Linked DNA regions of Homo sapiens: all the other regions are linked to region 2. A link is a loop called in an ENCODE intact Hi-C map of the cell type or tissue named here. Cell type or tissue: heart right ventricle. All regions are shown on one strand. Region 1 has its middle 86 kb from the start of RXFP2. Region 2 overlaps ZAR1L (zygote arrest 1 like). Region 3 overlaps FRY-AS1 (FRY antisense RNA 1).

Region 1 (5,000 bases), 490 kb before region 2:
CTACACGGGATAGAGAAAGATGCCTTTATGTGCATAGATGTATCCATAAATTTCCCATAGCCATCATTCTCTTCCTTGCCATCTAATTGTACACAAAACCACATTAGAAAGTGTAAATTATAAACAGTTAATAAAACATATCCAACAATATAAAAACCCTGCCTAGAGAAAGACACTGAGATTCAGATAAGATTGTTTTACAAATTTGTGATGTACCATATAGAGGACTTTTGGGTAATCTGCAGTGAAACTAGACTTTCATAAAAGAAAGAGTATGTCTGATATCCTTCTTCCTGGTGCTATAAACAGGGTTAATAGGAAGTGAAGTCAAACCCTTGACTGTGACTGACATGAGGGAGTAAAATCTGCTCCGAGAATGGGACACATCAGAGGGCAGAATTCTGGTCTAGGCTTAGAAAGGACTTCCAGGTGGCTGAGCAAACGGCAGTCTTTTATTTGGCAGAATTTGCTTCAGGGACTAAGAGAAGAGAGGAGATTCGAAGAAAAAGAGTGAAGATTATGTTCTAAATCACTGATAAAAAGTATTATAATTAAAGCACATTGGAAATTTATAACACTAACCAAAGTATCAGCAATCTCTATCTAGCAAAAATACCAGAGTGTCATTAAATTACCAGCAAAGAACACACAGCAGAAGAGAGAGGTCTGCATTTTCACCAAACCACAGCAATCCTGGAGAGGGCTCTATAGCCAGTTAAGACATTCTAGGTCACAGGATGAGATGGGAGGTCAGTACAAGATACAGGTCATAAAAACCTTGCTGTTTAAACAGTTGCAGTAAAGAAGCCGGGCAAAACCCATCAAAAACAAGACGGTGACAAGAGGGACCTCTGGTCATCCTCACTGCTACACTCCCATCAGCACCATGACAGTTTACAGATGCCATGCCAATGTCAGGAAGTTACCCCTATATGGTCTAAAAAGGGAAGGCATGAATAATCCATCTCTTGTTTAGCATATCATCAAGAAATAAACATAAAAATGGGCAACCAGCAGTCCTCAGCGCTGCTCTGTCTATGGACTAGCCATTCTTTTATTCATTTACTTTCTGAATAAACTTTACTCTATGGACTAGCCCTGAATTCTTTCTTGCAGGAGATCCAAGAATGTTCCCTTGAGGTCTGGATTGGGACCCCTTTCCTGTAACACCTGCTCTGGAGAAGTTTGGGGTGAAAGAGACAGGCTCACTAAAGGGAGCAAAACACAGTGCAAAGAGCATAATAAAAGGATCAAGAGTCAGAAGGTATAGGCCATTTTTAGAAATCTTGATTAGCACTTCCCAAATATTTAGGAAGATGGAGGCAGGGACTGGAGTGATACTGCCACCAGTTAGGAAATGCCTGGAACTACCCGAAAGGGGAATAAACAAAAAAGGATCCTCCCCTAAAGGCTTTCAGAAAGAGCATAGCTCTGCCAACAACATAATTTTGGATTTCTAGCCTCCACAACTTTGAGAGAATAAATTTCTCACCCTGGTTTGTGGAGTAGAGGCAAAATAAAGATACTGGGTCAAAGAAGACCAAGTTAGAATGAGGAAACTGGGTGGCCTTGCTATTCAAAATGTGGCCAGAGGACTAAGAGCATCAAATTGATACAAATGCAGGATCTTGGGCCCAACCCCCAGACCCATCAAAGCAGAGCCTGCATTTTCACAAGATCCCCAGCTGATGTACAGGCCCATTAGGACTGAGAAGTACTGCTCTAGGGACACAGATGATGGAATCAGGCCTTATGCTCTTGGTATGCCTTATGCTTATGTTGAGCATAATGCCTTCTATTCTGACTCTTCTTTAACACCTGTTCAGAAAGAGGCTTAGCCTCTTTTCTTTTGGAATGTAGATAAGCAATGCTGAGACTACAATGGTGAGATCTGCAGAATGTAAACTAGTTTTCTGTTTTTACATAGCCATTATCAGCAAGCATTCTCAGAAGCTTCTAACTGACCTTAAAATGACTACAGACTCTTTCTTTTTTTTTTTTTGGAAGCTAAGCAGAATGAGTCACAACCTTACCTCCTCTTTGTTCTTTGTGGTGGCTACAGAGATGTGCCACCCACCGCATGGCCCTTCAATGAAGTACTAGTCCCAGCTGCCCTCCTAAAGGGGCAGCTGGCTTTCAGTGATGAAGTGGGCCCAGCCATTTTGGCCCAGTGCAGTCCAGTGCATGGCAGCTCTGATGGGTCATCTCCACTCCAGATCTCTCCATGGCGTTGGCCTAGGCTGCTGCTCCTGTATTCCAGCTCACTTCTCCCTCTGCCTGCTCAGCTCCTGCCCTCTCCCTTCCACAAGTGTTGATCCCAAGGGCACTCCACAATACTCCCTGAACACTAAATTCTGTCTCTGAGTCTGCTTTCTGAAGATTCCTATGACGTACCATAAAGAAAATGTAAGTTTGCCAGGGCTTTGGGCAGAAGTGGAATATAAATCTTACACTGGGCATTGAAAGATCTAGTTCAAGTCTCAGATCAGCCACAGAGAGGCAGTGTGGTCTTGAACAAGCATCTTATTGTTTATGAACCTCAAATATCTGTAAGACAAGAACAATTCCTCCCCATCTATCTCACAGAGCTGTTGTCATGAGGACTTCAGATGAGATAATATGTGTCTGGGGAAAGCACTCTATAGAGTGCAAGACATTAGATATTTTATTATTAGTCAGTAGATTCTAGAGTTTGTTTTGTATTTTGTTGTTGTTGTTGTTTCTTTGCCTGTTTCTTAAATCCATTCTTCTCAGCATTAAACCATTCAGATCACTCTAGCAAAATACTTCTCTGGGTTAGTCTCATATTTGGCTGAGAATGTGAGTCCTAAAGGTTCATAAGGAGTTGTCAAAAATCAAAAAGACCTATTTATCTTTGTCTTCCTCTTTTTCTGGAAGAGAAATAGTCTCAGACTAGTGTAATAATTCACTTACTAGTAAATTTCTATGAGAGAAAAATTAAGAGATATAATAAGAGCCTCTACACCTACAGCAACCTTCAGAGACCTTTGAGCTCCTCATTTAAATTTACTTTAAAAAACACATTCTTGGCCAGGTGCGGTGGCTCACGCCTGTAATCCCAGCACTTTGGGAGGCCGAGGCAGGCAGATCATGAGGTCAGGAGATTGAAACCATCCTGGCTAACACGGTGAAACCCCATCTCTACTAAAAATACAAAAAATTAGCCAGGCGTGGTGGCAGGCACCTGTAGTCCCAGCTACTCGGGAGGCTGAGGCAGGAGAATGGCGTGAACCTGGGAGGCGGAGCTTGCAGTGAACCGACATTGTGCCACTGCACTCCAGCCTGGGCGACAGAGCGAGGCTCCATCTGAAAAAAATAAAAATAAAATAAAAACACATTCTTTTCTGCCTGATTTTCTGAGGGCAAAAAAAAAAAAGAATTAAAAAATACATTATTAATCAAAAATCACAATTAAATTTCAGTTGCCCTTCAACAATTCTTTGGGTCCAGAAACAAGCAGCTCTTCTCTTTCCCTCTCTGTTCATCTCTGTTCTCTTTTTCCCTTAGGATCTTGCAATTTTTTTAAGGTTTTCTCCCCTTGAAGTTCTTGGCCTCCAAAATTCCTTATCCTGAAGCCATCCTCACAGGATTAACAAAAATTCTGGAAAGACCTATAATTAACCACTGATCAAGCTGCACTTTGGCCCACTTCCTTGTAATTGAAAGTCAGGTAGCACTAGATACTGATCATTTGCATTCCTATTTTTCTGATGGATAGGATTTCTGACGTTAGAATCTGTTTAAAAATTAATTTGTATGCCCATTGTTCTTATAGATAGGATCTCTGACGTTAGAATCATAAGGCTTTCGTTTAGGAGTTGCTTAAGAGGTTTTTTTCCAAATCCCCAATTCCAGTGACCCTCCACATAGGAACTGAATCTACATGATAATGCAGTTTCTTCATCTCCCTGTGCCATGACATCACCGTGCACTCCTCAATGAATCAATGATCTCCAAATTTCAGCCCACCCCAAAACCCTTAAAAACCCTTGCCCTAAACTCCTCATGGAGATATGGATTTGAGGTTTTAAGTGACCCTAACTAAGATTAAACCTCTTTCTCCGCTGCAACTTGGTGTCTTGGAGTACTGACTTGCCATGAACATCAGGCAATGGACCTATTATGGTTGAAATTCTACCTTGGTCCTGCTTGATCCAGTATCATTATTTTGCCTTCACCCCCCAACCCAGGATGTATACTTCTTTCCCACCCATACTGCACCCCTATAGTTGATGGATTTTCCCGCTATTAGTATTTAAAGGCTAATTTAGCTAATTCAGAGGTCAACTGGTATTACAGAAAGAAGCTGGGTGGAGACAGGCTGCTTTCAGATAATATATAACATGTGCATGTTAATAATAACCTTCTAAAGGCAAATAGTCTGTGGGAACCATTTCTCCATCAGTGTAATGGTGGAGATTTTGGACTTGACAATTGAGGGGGCCCAGACTCCAGCTGGTTGTGGGAGCAGAGATAACTGCTAGAAAGGCCACTTTCACCCTGAGGAGGTCCCTCCCCAGCCCTAATCATTTGAAATGGACGTCTTCACCTGCTAGTTTCCTTCCTGCCAAGTTCTGGGAATGTTGATGCTATCTTACCAAAAGCTTTTCAGGTCTCCTTAATTCTCATTGGTCTAGTCGTATACTTGGCTTTAGAACAAAGAGGATTTCAGTGTCTGTCAATGATGATCTCCTGTGATCTAGCAGTTCTGAAAGATGAACTTGCCAAAATGAGAAAATTAAAAGAGAAGTGCCCTATGTGGGAGAAAAATTATGCATTAAAGTGCTAAGTATCACCCAAGAGATAAGTAGTAAGTATAAGTACTCAAAGACACTTACAGTATCTTAACTTTCACATTGAAAAAAAAAATTGTGCAGCTTTTAAACTCCCTCAGTTTTGTATTTTCCGAGGTAGAAGCTGTGTGAAAAGAGTGATATTGCCTGTGGTGTTTGGAAGCTGACTGGCAGTGACATTAGGCA
Region 2 (5,000 bases):
CAATTACAAAAAGCAAGTTAAGGATCTCACCTAGTTCTGTGAATTTCTAAACATTGGAGACACCATAGAATCCAGTCAGAGCTCTAATACTATCCATCTAACCTTGGGAAAGTTATTTTGAACTTAGCTTTCAGATCTATAAAATAGGAATAACATCTCCCACAAAGATTAGATGACAGGAGGTAATGCATGTAAAGCACTATCTCAAAATTTGGCATGTAGTAAAAAATTAACAGCAGTCACCTTTTACATTACTACATTCTAACTATGCCCAGGGTGTCAGAGGAAAAACAAACACACCCCATAAGGCAACTTGAAATAGTGAATCTTCCCCTCTTTCCCTTCAAAAAAGATGCAAACTAGAATTTATGCTTTCATTGTTCTAAAATGTAACATCTCAAACATACAGAACACTCACATACCAATATCCAACTCTATCAAATCCTAACATTTTGTCACAGAGGCTTCATTTTAGTAATGAAACATAGACACAATGGAAGTGTTCCATATGCTCACCTGACATTGGATTGCTTCTACTCGATAAGGGTTAAAACTCTTTTGGCATTTACAACAGAGTTGTTTGAAATAAACCTAAAGAGAAATATGTTTTTTTTTAATACAAGCTTTTATACACACCCACACCCTGCAAAGGCTCCCAGTTCTTAAGTAATCCATTGCATCTTGCTTTTACCAACTTCTACCCTTGCCTTGCCTTTTATCTTGCTTTTACCAACCTCTACCCTTGGGGTTTCAAGGTGTACTAGTTCTTATTAATCACTTTTTCTTTGAATCTAATTTTCCTTACCCATAAAATTGGAATACATTTTTTTTTTTTTTTGAGATGGAGTTTTGCTCTTGTAATCCAGTCTGGAGTGCAATGGTGGGAAATCGGCTCACTGCAACCCCCGCCTCCTGGGTTCAAGCGATTCTCCTGCCTCAGCCTCCTGAGTTGCTGGGATTACAGGTGCCCGCCACCACACCCGGCTAATTTTTTGTATTTTTAGTAGAGACTGGGTTTTGCCATGTTGACCAGGCTGGTCTCAAACTCCTGGCCTTAAATGATCTACCCACCTCGGCCTCCCAAAGTGCTGGGATTACAAGCCTGAGCCACCGCATCCAGCCAGAATAATACGATTAATACTTACTTTTTCCATAGTTCTGAGAACTCCCTAATAATGTACACCAAGTACCACAGTAGATACTCAATGGGAAGTGGCTGCCATACTTTTTGTCCTTATCTTTTAGCTCTTACATGTTTCATTTTTCAGTATTTCCCGGCTTACACTTTAAATTACTTGTGGTTACCCATCAATACCACCTGCTTTCTAGGCTTTGTGCAATTTCCTGTGCACATTTTCTCTCTGCCTTGCTTGGTGAACTCTTCCTCCTATTTATTGTTTCAAATCCTGCTTGGACATCAAGCTGTCTTCCCTCAGACAGAGCTAATACCCTCCTTCCTGTGCTATCTCTGCACTGCTTCCATATGAAGAAGGATGCTACTGCACGTATTGCCAAATTACATTTTGTTTCCATCACTCGTATCAAAATAAATTCCTTGAGAACAAGTCCTGTGTTTTGTTCTTTGTATCCTAGTGCCTTGGAATGTTTGAATTAAACTCATTTTTCTTCTGGCAAGAGAAGGAAGTAAATTCAACTTCAACTTTAAAAATCTATTCACTCTCTAGGTCTCTAGTAAATGGCTAGTGTGAGAAATCAAGTTTTCATCCGGAACTCAATGCCTTTTTGCCCTCTCTCTCCACAGTCCTTTGGCCAGTAAGGCAATTTCTAAACATGCGACAGCACAGGGCGTTCACACTCAAATGCTTATGGAGGTTAATAACATCGGGCCACGTAGACTGTTGCAAAACGAGGTGCACAGGGCAAGGAAAAGAAGAGGAAGCCTTAGGGGCAGCCTGCTGTTCTCATTCTCAAACGAGGGTCTCTAATGACCAGAGCCTACAGGATTCACGAAAATGCAGAAATGCAGAATTTAATGTGAAGCCTTTTCCAGTCCTAATATGTTGGCAATTAAATTAGGAAGGGGGCAAAAGAAACTTTAGGCGTAGCCTAAGTCTCTTACAGGCAAATCTTTACAGTAAGTTTTTTCACTTATTGCCCCACCTTGTGGACAAACAGTGGAAATTTCCTAGCGCTAAGGCCCAGACCTGTTCCAAGCATACCAACTAAAAAACGGTTAGAAAAACTTCCAATGTAGACAAGAACAAAAGTTCATCTAAGTAACCTGACATCTTGTCATATATAACGCCAGAGTATGGTTCGGAAACCCAGGTGGACAGTCCGATTCAGTTCCATTCATTCACTGAGCACTTCCTGTACACCTGGCACGGGGGATGCCACCAAGATCAAGACAGGACTATGACAGCCATGCTCCCTCAGGAATCAGATTCTTCCCCGCTTACCATCCGTGCCCACCCCATCCTCCTCTCACCTCCTACTCTTTTTATTTACCTTGTTCGTTCCAGAAATGCACCACACGTAAGCACTCTCCCACCTGGTCTTACAATCTTTACAGTGGAAATAGCCATATTTTGGTTCCAAAAACTGAAAATAAAGAAGAAAAGTACTTTACCATCATGCAAGGGGAAAAAAGCCAGATCCTTCTTTATGACTTTGTATAAGGAAAAAAAAATGACTTCTTTAACCTCACTTGTATCTATTCTCAAGACTACGGCATTGATTCAGTTTCTCATCTCTCTTAAAGATTACTCTGGGATTCTTCTTGCTGCTGTCGTTTGTACTTTTCCAATCCATTTTCCACAATGCTACCGGCACAATCTTCCCAAAACGAAAGTCTGATTTCATGTATTACAGACTCGAAGCCCTTCTTCGTCTCCAAATTCTCCAATAGCAGTGGTTGCCAGACTGTTGGTTTTCACAGGCTTAGTTTGGGTTGGCACCTATTTTACCCAAAACTTACCAAACATACAGGCCACGTGATATACATATTTTCAGAGCTCCCTCTCCTTCACCAAGTACATGGAAGAAGAGAGAGAAGATTTTGCTCTTATTGCCCCCATAGATGGAAAAGGAGGGAGGGGATGAGGCTGGTCGAGGACTAAGAAGAGGGAAGAGAGGATCTACCTGGAAGTTGGGCCTCCGGAGCGGCTCGGAGGCGGCGTCTCCAGGCACCTGCTTGCTCTTCGTCTCCTGAGGGCACGGGGCGTCTTTCTCCCCCGATTCCTCCAGCTGCCCGGGCTCCTCCTGCCTGTCAGCTCCTGACCTCCGTGATGGTGGCTGCGGCTGGCTGGCCTCCGCAGGGCCCGGGAGCGCCTTGCTCTCCGCTTCGTCCCCATCTCTCCGCAGGCGGATCAAGCCCCTGCGGCCGGTGGCGGGCGAAGTGACCCCACAGGCTGGCAGGGGCTCCTGGGGGTCTCTGCCGTCCCAGGGGGAGCAGCTGCTGAGGGTGCGAGGCCCCAGAGAGCACTGCACAGCCTTGTCCACCCGCGGGCTCACCTGCACGCCCACCTCCTTGGTGTTGGGCTTGCACAGCCGCGGGCTCAGGCTGGGGTTCATCTGGGAGAGAATGGCCTTAAGCTGCGCCCTCTTGTAAGGGTCAATGCAGTAGTCAGGGGCGTTCGCGGGCACCAGCAGCCCTGGCCTGGCCAGAAAAGTGGGAGGACCCATATTTTGCCTCCAGTCGGGCTGTTTGTGCCCTGAGAGTCCAGGCTGGCCCAAAGGCACTGTGCTCCCATAACCCTGGTACAAGCCATAGGGAACACGGACAAAGCGCTCCATCCGCTCTCAGGTGCTCAGGCGCAGTCTAATATCCTAGCCAGTTTGTTTGGGTCCTTATTTTGCCTTCCTCCTTCATCCGCCCCTTCTTTCTCTTCATCAGGTTGGTTCAGATTCATTCCTGGCTTCTCCATTTATTTCAGATTCTAATGGGAGCTGCTGCTTATTACCCTGATTGAGGGAGAGAAGCTCTATCTACAGATGTCTAATTGCCACCTGATTCCTACCTAATTGCTTTTCCCTACCTCTTCACTGTTCGGGAATCTTTTTTTCAAAGCTGTTTTTCATTTCCAGCTTATTCACACATATGCTTTAATTAGTGATTAATTCATATATTCCTGTAGTGACCATTCTAAAGATCCTTTGTAAGGTAATGTGGTAATGTTAGATAATGTTTTAAGGTACAGCCATTATGGACAACAGTATGAAGGTTCCTTAAAAAAGTTAATAGAAGTACCAGATAATCCAGTAATCCCACCACTGCGTATTTACCCAAAGGAAATGAAATCAATATCCTGAAGAGATACCTTCACTTCCTTGTTCGTTGTAGCATTATGCACAATAGCCAAGTTATGGAAACAATCTAAGTGTCTGTTAACAGAAAAATGGATAGAGAAATTGTGGCATGTATTTATACAATGGAATATTATTCAGCCTTAAAACAGGAGATCCTGGCCAGGCGCGGTGGCTCACACCTGTAATCCCAGCAGTTTGGGAGGCCGAGGCAGGCAGATGACCTAAGGTCAGGAGTTCGAGACCAACCTGGCCAACATGATGAAACCCTGCCTCTAATAAAAATACAAAAATCAGCCGGGTATGGTGGCACGCTCCTGTAATCCCAGCTACTCGGGAGGCTGAGGCTGGAGAATCACCTGAACCCGGGAGGCAAAGGTTGCAGTGAGCTGAGATCACACTACTGCACTCCAGTCTGGGCAACAGAGAGAGAAAGACTCCGTCTCAAACAAACAAACAAACAAAAAACAGGAGATCCTGCCATTTGCAACAACATGGGTGAAACTGGGGAACATTATGCTAAGTGAAATAAGCCAGATAGAAAAATACTGCATAAACTCACTGATATGTGGAATCTGAAAAAGTCAAATACATAGAAGCAGAAAGTAGAATGGTGGTTACCAGGGACAGGAAGTTGGGGGGAATGGAGAGAGACTGGTCAGAGCCTAAAATGTTACAGTTAGGTAGAATGAATGAGTCTAGAGATCTAATTTACAGCATAACGACTACAGTTA
Region 3 (5,000 bases), 290 kb before region 2:
CCAGAGTGGCATTTGGATAAGACTCAGGCAAACCACCAGCACATTCCTGGAGTTGATGAATGGCCACTTAAACAGCAGGACACCCCTGGCATGTCCCTAAACCCAAAACTAAAAGTCCAGCAGGCTATTACAATGAGGGAAGGTGCCAGCATGTGTCTTTAAGGGCGATGGGCTGAGCAGGGACCACTCACCCTCTTATTTGTCTGATTCTTACACTGATGGGAGCCCTGAGAATCTAACATTAGCATCCTGGGAATACAAAGCCCTTTCATCTACATAATCTCCTTTAAGATCATGAAACAACCTTATGTAAAGGGCAGAATCATGTGTACCTTATAAATGAGAAAGAAATAGGTCAAACACATAAGTGGATCACTGAGGCCATTACTGGGTGGAGCAGGGTTTATCTGACCATGAGCTTGAGTTTCTCCACAGCTAACACTGAGGGTCAGAATCATGACCCTCCACTTCTGTTTCCTTGGGCTTCTCAGAGTGATCTCACCCCTGTGGACGGTCTGCAAAGATCATTACTCTTGACCTCACTTCTGCCTCCTAAGCTGAGCCGTGCAGTTGGAGTCGCTCTTCCCACTAGCCTGCTAAGCTGCTGCCTTCCATCATTCAGACAGTTTCTGACAGCCCCACCCTCCTACACAAAGCCCTGCCTGTCTGGTCAAAGGAGGGTGGTGATTTCCCACCCTTTCTAAAAACACGCCTTGTAAGACTTTCTCTGTCCTCTAAAATATACTTGCTCCTTCAGAGTCACATTTTCTACTACTGTACGGTTAAACATCGTCTGTGGGAGGAAAGGTGATGTATGGGTTTTTCTGCTCCACTGTTGTCGGGCTTAGACCACCATCTTCTAAAAGGCAGAAACCTGGGGTCTGTACCAGACAGCTCCATGAACAGATGGTCATTTTGAAGTCTTTGAAGGTGAAATCTGTGATGCTCAGTGAGGTATACACTTCTTTTTAAAGTGGTAGTTCCAAATGAAGTGATGCTGTAACATATCCTTAATTCCTTAGACCACTGTCCTTAATCTCAGTTGTAATAACCTGGCGTGTGACTATTGTTTATTCCTGGTTTACAAGAATTGTCTAGTTATATAGTTTCTATTGCTTTTCCTCTAAGCTGAACAAAGCACTTTGATACTACTTCATTAATTTCACAGTAGACAGCTTGATCGTTTTTATATTGATTTATCGCTTTCTAATCCCCAATTATTTTTTGGTCCTATGTCAGCTTCTCCTGCCAGTAGACAGTGTGTGTTTTCATGGATACTCTTGACATGAGCTTTATTAGAACATAACCAAGAAGGTGAATCTGTTGCCAAAAAATTAAATAATGTTTGCCAAAGAGTTACACAGAATAATTTATTACCCAGTGTTCTGCTTTTCCTATGCAATGGTTCCTCCCAGTGGTATAGAAAACCAAAGATTGGCTTGCCCTAAGAGATGAGGCAGTTTGGGGATGGGAAATAGTGTTCTTCTTTTAGTAGATAAATAACATGTCCAAGGTTATAGGATCGGGATCAAAATAAAAAGCAGAATCATGAGTTTCCTGATTCCCAGCCCTTCAACCTTTGCTAATAGGTAACTATAAACATGGTCATACCTAGAAAGAAAAAATTTTAGCACCTAGAAGGAAAAAAACGTAAAATTTAAGTAGCATGCGCTAAAAAACTATCCAAAATTTCTAGTTTTCCTCAATTTCATTGATTTGAAAATTATAGGTTTTAATAATTATGTACATTAAATGGTATCTTAAGGAAAAGTTGATCTTTCCCTTATTACTTAAACCCTACTATTTATTTTTGTGTATCAGATTGGTAACATTGGTGGGAATATTCACTCTAGCCATAAAAGGTATTTAATTTTTATCACCAAATAATAGGAGTATCACCCAATAACTTTAATACAACTATGAGAATGCTCTATTTTTTTGTTTTGCTAGATTATCATTCATACAGGGAAGAACCAGCATTTTCTTAGTTCTCCTGTAGATGGCGAATCTAAAGGGTGATGACGACTGATATAAATATAATTGTTTTTTATACTGTTAAGCATTATGTATCTGCATTTTTGGTAAATAATAATATGCAAAGTTAATGCCTTTTTTTTTTTTTTTGGAGATGGAGTCTCGCTGTGTCACCCAGGCTGGAGTGCAGTGGCAGGATCTCGGCCTACCACAACCTCCACCTCCCGGGTTCAAGCAATTTTCACGCCTCAGCCTTCCGAGTAGCTGGGATTACAGGTGCCCGCCACCACACCCAGCTAAATTTTGTATTTTTAGTAGAGATGGGGTTTCACCATGTTGGTCAGGCTGGTCTTGAACTCCTGACCTCAGGTGATCCACCCACCTCGGCCTCCCAAAGTGCTGGGATTACAGGCGTGAGCCACCGTGCCCAGCCGCAAATGCCATTTTTTGCTTCTTCAGAAGGGACTTAATATTTTATAATTATGTATTAATAGTTGGCTCCTATTGTGGCCATTTATATTTGACCTGTTTGTATCTGAACGTAAATAATTTCTCAGGTTGCTGGTGATATTCAAAAATAGGATAATAAAGTTATCATTAGTGTTGTATGCTTTCATGCTAAGGGGCATGAGGTAAATGCTGTCATGTTTTCTCTTTGCATACATGTCTTTAAATACATTAAATACTAAGTGTGCTATGACCTTATTCTGCAGAAATTGAAGTCGAATCTTTATGTGTACAAAATATGTATGAACCACAACATCTCCTGGTTTTGACTACAGGTTAATGATATCCAAATATGCAGACACTACTTTGAGAGGTTGATGAGAAGACTAAATTAGGTAAATTTTGAGATGATACTAACCTAACCGGAACCTCTAATCAAATGGAAGTTTACCCTGGGCACCAAATGTTATATGACTTAATATTACTAAAATGTTAAGTAATAGTGTTTGTATGTGCATGTGTTTAGACTTTCTTTACCTTTCCGAAACTTCCAGCCTTGTGGGCAGGTCTACCTTACCTTGGTAGCCAGCAGAGGGGGTTGGGGGTAGGGATCTCTCTATGATGACAGGTTCTCTCTCTCCTCTTTCCTTCTCTTCTCTTTTTCTAACCTGACTATGGAGTTAAGGAGGCATTTTGTGCTGCATATTCTGGGTTCATTTCTCACTACAGATTTGCTACATAACAGTTGTCATCTGCCTAGGCACTCATGTAATCCTCATAACAGATTTGTGTGACAAGGCACTAGTTTACAGACGAGGAAAATGAGGCCATGAGATGCTCAACAACTTTGCCAACAATACAGCTTTTATATGATGGAGCATGGTCTGGTCTACAATGTCACTCCCCTTCTAATTAATATCCTTTGAATATTTGTTCTTTTTTTTTTTTTTTTTTTTTTGAGACAGAGTTATGCTCTTGTCGTCCAGGCTGAAGTGCAATGGCACCATCTCAACAACCTCTGCCTCCCAGGCTCAAGCGATTCTCCTGCCTCAGCCTCCTAGCTGAGATTACTGGCACCCACCACCACGCCCAGCTAATTTTTGTATCTTTAGTAGAAACAGGGTTTCACCATGTTGGCCAGGCTAGTCTCGAACTCCTGACCTCAGGTGATCCACTCACCTCAGCCTCCAAAAGTGTTGGGATTACAGGTGTGAGCCACCGCACCCAGCCTGAATATTTGTTCTTGAAGTCACCATTCAGTTGTCTGGAGCAGGGTTGAGGGAGAGGCGCAATTTTCCTTTCACTAGCATGCAGGCCCGGGTTAACTGGTGCCCTAGTTCTAATTCATCCTAATGATGTCTCAGTGCCACTTTTAGAGAAGTGCCCAGCAGGTGCCCAGTAGGTGTGCCCCTTTGTTCAGCTTTGTCTATGCATGCCCTCTGATATACAGCCCAGCCCCAAGCCTCAATATTAGGCCTGAATAAATACCATTCTTTTACCCCACTCTAGACCTGTCAAAACACCTTGGATGACAATGGACACATGGAGGGGGCATTCCATGTGCAGAGCAGAAAGCAGGGTAAATTCCAGGCTTTTTTTCCTCCACTCCCTGCTGCCACTTCTCGGAGTCTTTTATTGTCTTCTGCTTAAACCCTTCAGGGGCTTCCCATTGTGCTAGAATTCCTCCTGATTCCTTTGTCTTGGCTCTGGGTTCCTTATAAAACCCCTTCGCAGGGGAGCTGAGTAGGAAAGAAAAAATGAGTTCTGCTGCTATGTTTCAATGATAACAATTTTAGAAGACATGATTTTTCTTGTTTATGTTTGAATCTGGACAACAACAAGCTTTGCTATAATGAAGTTGTGTTGCATTCAAAAAATTTAAATGTATTTCAATTCATTGAAAAAAATTATTTGCAGTGGATAGTAATGGAGTAAATGTTTTTCAAAACTTGCTGAATCTATTTTTGTGAAGATTTATATATGTGGGTTGGATTTTTTAAGGTAATGATTATTGTGTTTGATGCTTACCACATGGACATTGTGTGGCATCATTTCATATTTTTTCTCTAATATTTCTTAGGATGGGATAGATCCGTCCAAATCATGCATCAAAAATAGGTCAAAAGAGAAGTTTGTTATTTATCTCAACACTTTGTCCTTTAGGTTATCTCTAAAAAGCCTCTTATTCTACTGTTTAAAGAAAAACAAAACCCTTTTTCCATACTCATCACCATTGATTGTAACTGCTGTCTTTCTATCTCAATTCAGGGGATGCTTAATTTGATTTGGAGCTGTTCTTAAGATACAATGTATAATAGTGGGAATATAATATAGTTCATGCTTTTTTGGAAGTTGAGACTGCTGATCAAAAATTGATAAAGCAATTATTTTCTTGCATTTAGTGATTTTCCTTTGTTTCTTCAGGATGCTAGTGAAACATTTCTGCCTAACACATTCTGTTCATGAATGTACATGTCACTCTGTGACAGTAATTACACATGTGTACCCACGTGTATCCGTCTACAAGAAAAGGGGGTGGATTCCAATCGTAACCCAATCAACTCAATCAGATGCTTTAA

Evidence for each region. Hi-C counts contacts between places; a loop is a spot of excess contacts. Peaks named below come from ENCODE experiments on the same cell type or tissue, not always from the same donor. Only the 100,000 strongest peaks of a DNase experiment are listed, where the experiment ranks them.
Region 1: it touches region 2 in a loop (13-fold over the local background); 23 of 110 quality-filtered maps call a loop at or near these places.
Region 3: it touches region 2 in a loop (8-fold over the local background); 83 of 110 quality-filtered maps call a loop at or near these places.

Annotation. Positions count from the first base shown.
Region 1 is chr13:31,822,839-31,827,838 of GRCh38, forward strand. No RefSeq gene overlaps it. Among named protein-coding and RNA genes, the nearest start is that of RXFP2, 86 kb to the left of the region's middle. In heart right ventricle, a CTCF peak has its summit at 2,480; no DNase peak of the experiment used is centred here.
Region 2 is chr13:32,308,170-32,313,169 of GRCh38, forward strand. It overlaps ZAR1L (zygote arrest 1 like), which reads right to left. Exons shown (of 6, transcript NM_001136571.2): 3 at 3,103-3,924; 4 at 2,470-2,562; 5 at 517-591. The coding sequence starts at 3,756. Among named protein-coding and RNA genes, the nearest start is that of ZAR1L, 4.7 kb to the right of the region's middle. RefSeq lists a silencer at 2,026-2,085. In heart right ventricle, a CTCF peak has its summit at 2,131 (motif pointing left); no DNase peak of the experiment used is centred here; H3K4me3 peaks cover 515 bases; H3K27ac peaks cover 551 bases.
Region 3 is chr13:32,021,937-32,026,936 of GRCh38, forward strand. FRY-AS1 (FRY antisense RNA 1) reads right to left here. Exons shown (of 4, transcript NR_103839.1): 4 at 2,110-4,160. Among named protein-coding and RNA genes, the nearest start is that of FRY-AS1, 7.2 kb to the right of the region's middle. In heart right ventricle, CTCF peaks have their summits at 616 and 2,015; a DNase peak (open chromatin) is centred at 607; H3K27ac peaks cover 1,809 bases.